Linked DNA regions of Homo sapiens: region 1 is linked to region 2. A link is a contact called in ENCODE Hi-C or POLR2A ChIA-PET data. All regions are on one chromosome and are shown on one strand. The core of a region is the stretch at or near the end of the contact, and the rest is flanking DNA. Distances in the headings are between cores, read along the strand shown. Region 1 overlaps LINC02015 (long intergenic non-protein coding RNA 2015). Region 2 overlaps LINC00578 (long intergenic non-protein coding RNA 578).

Region 1 (4,882 bases), core at 2,053-4,552, 350 kb before region 2:
ACATCTGGTCCACTAATTTTGGATTTGAAGCTGTCTCCATAATAGTTGAAGAAGCAAGCTTTGAATTCCCAGCCCCTGAATACCAGGTATCTGGACCTTGGGCACTGTGACATTGGAGCCCACACACCTTCTTGCTAACCCTAAAACAATAAGCCTGCACCACCCATTATATGCATCCTTTCCACTGTAAGAATGAGTTTCCTATAAAAAATGCTTTATAGCACAGTGTCATTTTATGCACATAAAAGAGCTAAACTTTTATTTTTCTCATATTCCAGGGTTTTTCTGAGGGGACCACGTGATGATAAAGCTGTCTTTCTGCAAGTATTTACATCTCCTGTCTTCTTCTGCACGTGCATAAAGGATTGCATTTGAATCCCTGCCAAGATAAGTCTTAATTGATTTTTTTCAGGTGTTTCCTACTGCCATGGCAACCATAACCAAATATCTTTTCATGAATAGCTTTGTCAATTGCAATATAATATTCTCACTGAATACAGTCTCCAGTTCTCTTTCTACAAAGCTCTCAGGAGCTTTCTCTTCTCTGGCCTAACATCTCTTTTCCTTCAAGCCTCTGGGCCCCATGAAAATCATATATTTAAATAGCACACATGGTTTTTTAAAATGAGAACCTCCTATGATTTCCATCAGTAATAACACACACAAAGATAAAAATAGAGTATGCTTTCAAGGGTAATAGATATTTTATTACTGGCATGATTTGTCAAATACCTATAATCCCTCTCAAATCAACTTTGATGGTGTTATTTCGTTTTTTGTTTTTGTCTCCCAAGAAAAATCATTATTCATCTTAAGAGAGAACATCTTGTCAAGTGTTGCAGTTCAACAAAATAAGGAAAACATCTCTGCCAAAACGCAGCAAATGTGATTACACAAGGCCAAGGAGAAGCCCATAATTAGATCATTACCATGGAAACAACCTAATTACATGTGTAAAGCAGTGAGGGCTGAGTTGTAGATCTGAATATGTGAATATCATTGTCTATGTTATAAAATTTCTGCTACTTAGCTTTCCCCAAATATAAAATATAAACTATATAGATAAATCTTAGTTTAAATGAATGAAAAAATACTGTACGTTGTGTGAATGGAGTTCAGGGATATTCACTCTATTATAAACATATACATATACCTTAAATGAGAAAAAAATATTTCAATGTGCACATTAATAATAAATGTATATTAGCATGTAAATAGCTGAACGGCCTTAAGTGTGCATTCTGGAATTTTATACTGTGCAAAAAATATTTGCTAGAACAACCAAAGTTCTGATAAGGTAATTTAATTTTTCAACTATATTTTATTATTTATACTCAGGAATAATTTTATATTGATCTTCCCTTAGTTATTTAGAGGCCTGTTGTTTCTTTAAGGACTCATTTGTTGATCCCTGAAGGCTAAAATGTACATCTCCATTCACTATTCGGGCCACAGTTAAATAAATGTCCGAATTCTTAGGGGCAGGGGAGAGGCTACTCAAAACTTTATTCATATAGGTGTGCATTGACTTTTTTAAATTACCAAATCTAAATATCTCTTTCCCACTGCCTTTTAACACTATTTACAAGTGCTTTTGTGGCTAAATTTCTTAAATACCTTCGTCACTCTTCTTAACTGTCCATTTGGAAAGCATCTTCTCCAGCAGCACCAGATATTAGCTAGGCCCTGACCTCCTCCACCTCTCCTGGAAAACAACGTGGCTTCCAGAGTTCAGTAGGGCAAGAGAGGAGATGTTGCTGAGGTTCCTTCCTCCCAACTTCTTACCCTTACACGATCACGATCAGGATCACAGAGAGGATCCCAGAGCACAGGGCTGAGGGTAAGAGTGTGATGGGCCTTGTTTCTGACTGGTCTGCACTTCTCATGCCACCTGTGCCTCTGACTCTAGCAATGCCCCTTTCCTACTGTCATTCCCTACCCTTCTCTGCAGCTATAAGAACTGGTCTCCTTCTAGGGAGGAGAAAGAATGAAGGAAACTGTGGCTTTTTTGGATAAAGGTACAAACTCATTCTGGTGCAGTCTTCTGCATGCCTCCCTTAGCTTTCTTTTTGTAGCACATCTCTCTCACACACACACACACACATGCACACACACAAGCACACACACACAAACAACATACAACCTGAGAACAGAATAGATGTGGCAAATCCATCGGCAGCGCAGGTATCCCAATTACTAAGTCTCTCTTTAACAGAGGATCCAAGGGGTGTAGTGCATGAACAGGTAACTAGCTGGGGACAGAAAATAGAGCCCATCCACACAACCATAGAATCTGAAGGAGGAAGGGAGGTGGACACAGGGAAAATAGCTGGACTTAAAGTCAGGTCATTAGATCGCTCTGTTGTGTGAGTCACTTTCCCTCTGGGCCCTCAACTGTCCCTCTCTGCAAAGCAATAGGATAAGGCTGGATGGCATTTAGGTCTTCTACGAGTTCTAATATGCTCATTCTATGGCTGTAACATAATCTGGGTCACGGCTGCTTCCTGTTTGCCCTCTCATTCAGCCTGGCTGGTCCTGGACCTCGATGCTCCTACTCCCTTTACTGTCCATCCACCCAGCCTAGAACACACACACTGTTAAGATCAAAAGAAGGAGCCTGAAATGGAGACAAGATTACTCTATTTGTCTTAAGCAAATCCTATAACCTCTGTGGGCCTTCATTGCCTTTTCAGTCAAATGATGGCCATCTGAAGGATATTCAGATGGGGTAGTGAGTAAAGGGATCTCTACAAGCCCTTCCAGCTGTTCCAATGTAACTTCCCTAAAGAAGGTTACTTTTATTTGTGTACTTCTTTCAGCAGCTCTCTCCCATACTCAAAAACCTTTGGTGACTCCCCATTTTCATAAATGCCAAACCCAAAAGCCACTGCCTGTCCTTCAGAGCACCTTTTAATCTAGCTGCAGTTTTCTTGCCCAAACTCGTTTCACTCTATACTTATTGCCCGCCATCCCTCACCTCAAACTCACTAGTCCAGCCAGGTTTTTCCACAAACACATGTAACCTCAATCCCAGTTTTTTCCCCACTCCCATGCTGCTTCTTTATTCATGAGCCTGACACATGGTAGGCCCTCAATACAGGTTTGTGGCTTGACTGTTAAAGCATTCTCTCTCCCACATCCAAACCTCATCCCAGTTTCCAAGGAACAGATTAGGCCTTACCCCATCTGTGAGGCTTGCCCTGGTTGCTGTGAATTACATGATCATGCTCTCTAATCTACAGAATTTATGACGTGACACACAATTTAGGACTGACAGTCATGACCTCTTAATCACTGTTGAAAGTGTGGGGAGGGAAATTTACTACCCCTTATGAGTAAACATTCTGAAGACGAGTAACAAGGCTTCTATTTCTTTATAATTACCACATCACCTAATCCCACACTGAATCCTTGAGAGGTACTCAGGAAATATTAGACCGAAAGGCTGGGAGGTGCTCCAAGAACATTTCCTAACCAGGATGAATATCATTCCTATTGTACAATCTCCACTTGGCAAAATGCACATCTTTCAAGAGGAAATTCAAACGCCAGTTCAATGTGGCCTTTTCTCTATCCTGCTAGGCAGAGCTTGCCTTTTCCCTTCTTACAAATGTCTATCTGTACTTCTCTCATTGCTATAACTATTCGTTTATATATCTGTCTCTCCACCTAAACAATAAATTATTTTCCTTGAGGAAAATTTTAAAAAATTTACTTTTGTTATAATTCCATGCTCAGTACCATTCCCATAATATAATAAATGTTTAATAATGTTGAACGAATGTATAGAAAATATGCACATGCCCTCTAGGAAAACAGTGCATTTGTGCTTTATTTTCTCTCTCTCTGAACTTGGTGAAATCAATTTTTGACAAATTGAGATGAAGAACTAATATGAGGCTTGGCATCCACTTTGCAAGTTTATGATCTAAGTTGCATACAGAGTTAAAGGACAGAATTATCCATGGGATTATAATATTTATGACAAGTCTTCTCCACTATGACCTTTAGTAGTCCTGGGTGGCTATGCATGGATACTGCACTGTCTGGCTTTTGAAATCCACATAAAAGAATCATTAAGTATTTAAAAGCCACCATTAAGAAATTAAAAGAGTTAATATGTTAGAAAGTATAAAGATTTTATTTGTTACAATATCTTCTGTGGGGTGGTCCACAGAATGCGGTAAGATATAAATGGGGAGCTACTTTTAACACCACACGTGTACCTCTCATCATCACTATCTACTTTGAACTTTGTTTGTTTGTTTGTTTGTTTGTTTTGAGATGGAGTCTCGCTCAATGTTGCCCAGGCTGGAATGAGGTGGCGTGATCTCGGCTCACTGCAACCTCCACCTCCCACATTGAACCAATTCTCCTGCCTCAGCCTCCCAAGTAGCTGGGATTACAGGCGTATGCCACCTTGCCCAGCTAATTTTTGTATGTTTAGAAGTGACAGAGTTTCACCATGTTGGCCAGGCTGGTCTCAAACTCCCGATCTCAAGTGATCCGCCCACCTTGGCCTCCCAAAGTGTTAGGATTACAGGCACAAGCCACCGCACCCAGCCTCTATTAATTTTTTTAAAGATAGTGTCTCTCTCTGTCACCCAGGCTGGAGTAACAGATCATATAGGTCACTGAAGCCTCAAACTCCTGAGCTCAAGCAGTCCTCCTGCCTCAGCCTCCCAGGAAGCTAGGACTGCAGCTGCGCACCACCATGCCCAGCTAATTTCTGTTGTTGCTTGAGAGAGGGTCTCACTGTATTGCCCAGGCTGGTCTTGAACTGCTAGCGTCACGTGATCCTCTGGCTTCAGCCTCCTGATGAATGTAGTTTATTAATGTATTACTTATATTCTTTCTTTAATGCATATTATTCAAGAGCAGG
Region 2 (5,181 bases), core at 2,002-4,501:
TCCATAATAATAATAATGATAAAACAATTGTCATATGTTGAGATTAATAAATGTTACACAAAATGTTTCAAATGTATTTTATCTTCTACAGTCTATAAGATGGACACTATAATTTTCCCCATTTTATATTTGAGGTTTAGGCCATTGTTAAAGCTTTCCCAGAGTTATATATCTGATATGGCAGAGCCAGGGCCTTCAGGAGAGACGCTGGAATACCTTTGTTGAAAATTAAGCTAGACTCTAGTAGTTCTCAGTTGAATTAATTGGGAACAATTTACCAAGTAATGAATAATTGGTACAAAACTGTAAGTAATAAAATGCTGAATAGTGAAAAAGAGATTCTGAAGTCCTAGAGAGATCAGCAAAAAAGCAAATCCAAAGCAGAAGGCTCGCAGTAGAAGGTGCAATGTGAGCTGTGCTTTGAAACGGCTCTGATGGTACAAAAAGAGGAACAAAGACAGAGACAGCAGGATGGAAGGGATTGGAAGGTTAAGGGGTCACAGAAGAGGCCAGCAGGAGAAGACAATACAGGAGGGAAATAGTTGTCTACTTTCTGGGTTATTCCTCCAATTTTTTTTTTTTTTTTTTTTTTTGAGTCTCACTCTGTCGCCCAGGCTGGAGTGCAGTGGCACAATCTCAGCTCACTGCAACCTCCGCCTCCCGGGTTCAAAAGAGTCCCCTGCCTCAGTCTCCCGAGTAGCTGGGACTACAGGCACGCACCACCACGCCTGGCTAATTTTTTCTATTTTTAGTAGAGATGGGATTTCACCATGTTGGCCAGGATGGTCTTGATCCCCTGACCTCGTGATCTGCCCACCTTGGCCTCCCAAAGTGCTGGGATTACATATTCCTCCAATTTTTAAGCTCACAAGGAACTCAAGGGGCATTCAGATCAACTCATATATCACGCAATGGCACACCTGATAGGCACTGAGCAGGAAGCTTCCCATGAACTACCACACAGAAAGCCAGTGCTCTGTAATCCTAATTCAATATAACACTGACTGAGCACCTACAATGTACAGATAGAGGGCCAAATATTGAGCACAGAAGGATGAAGAAGATGCAATTCTGGTCTGTAGGAAGCTCATATAAAAGTATGTAAGTCCACACTATTTTATTGATTTTAGTAGAAACGGGTTTTCACCATGTTGGCCAGGATGGTCTCGATCTTTTGCCCTCGTGATCTGCCCGCCTCAGCCTCCCAAAGTGCTGGAATTACAGGAGTGAGCCACTGCACCCGGCCGAAGTATTCCATTTCTTGAGGCAGAAAAGACTTCTCTGTGGTGACATTAGATATGAGCCTTCTAAGAGGTGTGTATTATGATGGCAGGAGAAAGAGGAGAATGGAGTCCTAAGCGGGAGCAACTGTGTATTAACACAAACATGGAAGGATTCTACATACGCTGTTAGTAAGGAAAAATCACCAGGCAGAGCTGGAGCTGAGATTATAATCAAGGGTCTTCAGTGGAGCAGCAGAGCCAGGTGGAGTAGTGTTAGAAGACTACTACTAACATGAGTAGTGTTAGTACTACTAACATGAGTAGTGAGGAATAACATGATAAGGAATTTGAAGACAAGTGGGGAACCATGGAAAAACTTGAACATAGCAATGAGATTATTTGATCTCTGATTTAAGATGAAAATCTGGCAGTAAAGGGAAGAATGGGTGGCGAGTTAAAGGAGCCAAAATGCCCCTTAGCTATTCAAAGAGGATGATAATGTAATAATGCCAGCCTGAATTCAGGTAATGGTAACGCACAAGAAGAAAAGAAGAATTCACCAGCCACAATGGCCAAAGATCAGCCAGGGTTAGTAAATTAAAGATAATTACAATTTCTGACTTTAGTGGCTGGCAGATAGTAGTATCACAAAATAGGACAGGGACAAGACCAAAAGCAATCAGGAATAAGTGCTACTTAAATCAGAAAAATACTCAAAATGCTGAACACATGCTGGTGTAGTCTCAAACAAAACTGGGTGATGGCATTTTCTATAATGACTGTGTAGTCTGCCATGGCGGGTGGCCCAAGGAAGTGATAACAGGGGCAGAGGATCTCTAGGTCACGTGTTCAAAGTCATAATTCTCAGGTGTCTAAAACTTGTTCATATATCTGACAGCTGTTCAATGACTGATGTGAAAAGAATCAGAGGTTTTAGTTTAGGGTCTAGCAAAACAGATGTTCCCCTTTATAACTGACACCTTTGTTATGATAGAGGAGAGTTTTTTGAAAGAAATTAAATCAGTTCTAGTCCTTAGATTGCCTGCTGAGATGTTTTTGGACTAGTCAGAGTCTGTTTTTTCTTTTTGTTGTTGTCGTTGTTGTTGTTGTTTTTGTGTTTCCCAAGAGCATCCCACTATGGCATAACGATTTGTTTGAAATGTTTAAATTTTTTAAAAATCAAAGGTAGGAGTTGTCTAAGAGTGATAAGGCAGTCATTTAATATAGCTCTTTCCGCTGCTTCTATCTTTCTTTATTCTTTTGCAGTCGCTTGCAAAAGGTTATCTGCCACATTACAGGTCTGTGTTCATTTCTTTATCAGCATATGATCTATAAGAAAACATTCAGCCTGGAGCGGTGGCTCTTTTTCCCTTTGAAAATAGTGCAGTGGCACCACGGGGTTGTTTTTTGTTTTTTGTTTTTTCGTTTGTCTTGTTTTGTTTTGTTTTGAGATGGAGTCTCTGTCACCCATGCTGGAGTGCAGTGGTGCCATCTCGGCTCACTGCAACCAACCTCCATCTCCTGGGCTCAACCAATTCTCCTGTCTCAGCCTCCCAGCACCTGCCACCAGGCCCAGCTAATTTTTGTGTTTTTAGTAGAGTCAGGGCTTCACCATGTTGGCCAAGCTGGTATCGAACTCCTGACCTCAGGTGATCCACCCACCTCGGCCTCCCAAAGTGCTGGGATTACAGGCGTGAGTCACTGTGCCTGGCCGGTTTTTGAATTATCTAATACTTTAAAATATGTTTCCTCCCTTTTAAACCCAAAGTTCTAAGTGGGAGGATATGTGTCCTGGGCATTAAGTGGGAGATGCAGATAGTTCCTGAAGACCTCCACAGCAGTAGACTTCTTGGGCTACAGGGGAGCCCACTTTCTCCAGGGACCATATTTGTTTAACTTGTCCCTGCATGTGGACTGCCCTGTGGCAAACCACTGTAAAAGAATGAAGTCTCCTAAGAATTGTGCTTGAGTTTGTACATTCCTTGGTGTCGGCTAAAGCCACAGGAACTTTGGCAGTATTTTGAAGTTACACCCGTTCCCTATTGCAATGCAGGTCTGTGAAATAATGCCTTAGCTCTGCCAAAAACCACAGTGATTATCAACAGTGTAAATAATCAAGTAAAAGCACTTTTCCACAGCCCAGTGACTAGATTGTCAAGAATGCAAAAAGTAGTAGCAAAAATTGATTGCCATTTGCAAAGATAATTTCTATCTGAATTATATTACTGTATTGCAACAGCGATGCATAATGTGTGTCCAGCATCTTTGTAATAAACATTTTAGGTTTAATTTAGAAATCTCTGAGTCATTAGAAAAGTTCTTTCTCATTATGATGAAGGGGCCATGGTGAACTCAGCACTATTACAGTCTAAAGAGGGAAAAGAAACAGACAAGCAAGCTACACGTGTGAGAAGCAGAATTGCTCCTAGCTGAAACAATAGGAAAAAGTTCAAAATATAGATAGCTGCCTATTATTGAATAATTAATATAAGTATGGCTGTTTTACATTATCAAGCAGCCTGAGTATTTTCAATATTCCAATACAATGTGATATGGTCATTGATTTGTTGTTGTTTTAAACTCTTCATTTCTGCGAGGAAAAGAAGACTTCACATCTAGCAAACAAGGTCAAATAGATCAACTAAACTAGACCTTTCCGCCCCTCACAGATACCCCTTGTGCTGCTGCTTCAATTATTCCTGACATTGGTATTCAATAACTCAGGCTGGCAAGATGGTTTTAGAGCTCCACCCCAACCCTACACTGCTGGAAAATCTTATTTAAATTGAATTTTTCACTCTTCATCTCTTCGTTTCAGAACCAGGAAGATGTCTGCTGAAAAGCATCAGGCTGGCTGGCATGGTGGCTCAAGCTTGTAATCTCAGCACTTTAGGAGGCCGAGGTGGGCAGATCGCTGGAGGTCAGGAGTTCGAGACCAGCCTGGCCAACATAATGAAACCCCATCTCTACTAAAAATACATAAATTAGCCAGGCATGGTGGCCCATGCCTGTAATCCCAGCTACTCAGGAGGCTGAGGCAGGAGAATCGCTTGAACCCGGGAGGTGGAGGTTGCAGTGAGCCAAAATTGCGCCACTGCACTCCAGCCTGGGTGGCAGAGCGAGACTCTGTCACAAAAACAAAAACAAAAACAAACAAAAAAAAAGAAAAGCATCAGGCCTTACTGGAAATTAATGCAACGGAAACATAATTCTCTTGAGCCTTGGGCCTTCTCTCGAGATTAGTAGGTGTGACTCAGTGGTTCAAAACCAGGCTGTTTATATGAGTGGCCTAAGGGGCTTTTTAAAAATACTGATCGCTAAGCACAGCCTTCTCCAGGGACCATTTAATTAAAAATCTGACGAGGGTGGGGGCCAGGCATCAGTCTGTCTATAAGCCCACCTCCCCGCCCCACTACCCAGTGAGTCTAATGTCCAACCCAATCAGTTTCATGTTCTAGCATGCCTGTGAGGAGAGAGAATTTTGTGAATGTTTGCTTAGGAATGTTTGCACCTGTTTACCCTAAGAGCCAGTGTGCTCAAACTTAGATGTCCATTGGAGACACCTGGAAGATTTTAAGATCAATGATATTTGGGTCTTACCCTGGAGAGATTCTGAATTTCTGTGAGTGGACAATCACCCCCAGGTGATTCCAATGTGTAGCCAAGTTTAAGAAACACTGTTCTCGAGCTATGAAATCCATGAGGGCTGCGCTTATTCACTTACTTCAAAGCCTGAGGAAGTGCATTACGAGTATTTACAAGATAGGACTCAGTGTAGCCAGTAAACGGCCCACTAAAAAAAAAAACAAAAAACAAAAAAAAAAAAAACAGGATTCCCTCCTGTGTCAGAACTATCAGATGCTGATGACTAGACTGTGCAGAAATAAGCACATAAATGAGTGTCTATTTTGAGTAATAAGATGAGTAGTATCCATAGAAACAACTGACGAATAATCAT

The links. Hi-C counts contacts between places; a loop is a spot of excess contacts on that map. ChIA-PET counts read pairs that join two places held with the same protein, here RNA polymerase II (POLR2A). Pooled maps may share reads with other maps.
Region 1: a loop to region 2 is called in a map of IMR-90, with 2.4 times the contacts of the local background. The contact joins two enhancer-like sites. A Hi-C loop is called at or near these places in 2 of 168 maps with a recorded cell type or tissue (IMR-90 and prostate gland) and 5 of 50 pooled maps. POLR2A ChIA-PET finds 5 or more read pairs at or near these places in 1 of 52 experiments (MCF 10A).

The regions. Positions count from the first base shown.
Region 1 is chr3:177,829,076-177,833,957 of GRCh38, reverse strand. The region is part of intron 1 of LINC02015 (long intergenic non-protein coding RNA 2015); the gene reads right to left. Among named protein-coding and RNA genes, the nearest start is that of LINC02015, 15 kb to the right of the region's middle. Within about 2 kb of position 3,302, at least 5 of the 41 ENCODE cell types and tissues checked have a DNase peak (open chromatin) inside an H3K27ac peak, as active enhancers do.
Region 2 is chr3:177,476,746-177,481,926 of GRCh38, reverse strand. All of the region lies in intron 1 of LINC00578 (long intergenic non-protein coding RNA 578), which reads right to left. Among named protein-coding and RNA genes, the nearest start is that of LINC00578, 37 kb to the right of the region's middle. Within about 2 kb of position 3,251, at least 15 of the 41 ENCODE cell types and tissues checked have a DNase peak (open chromatin) inside an H3K27ac peak, as active enhancers do.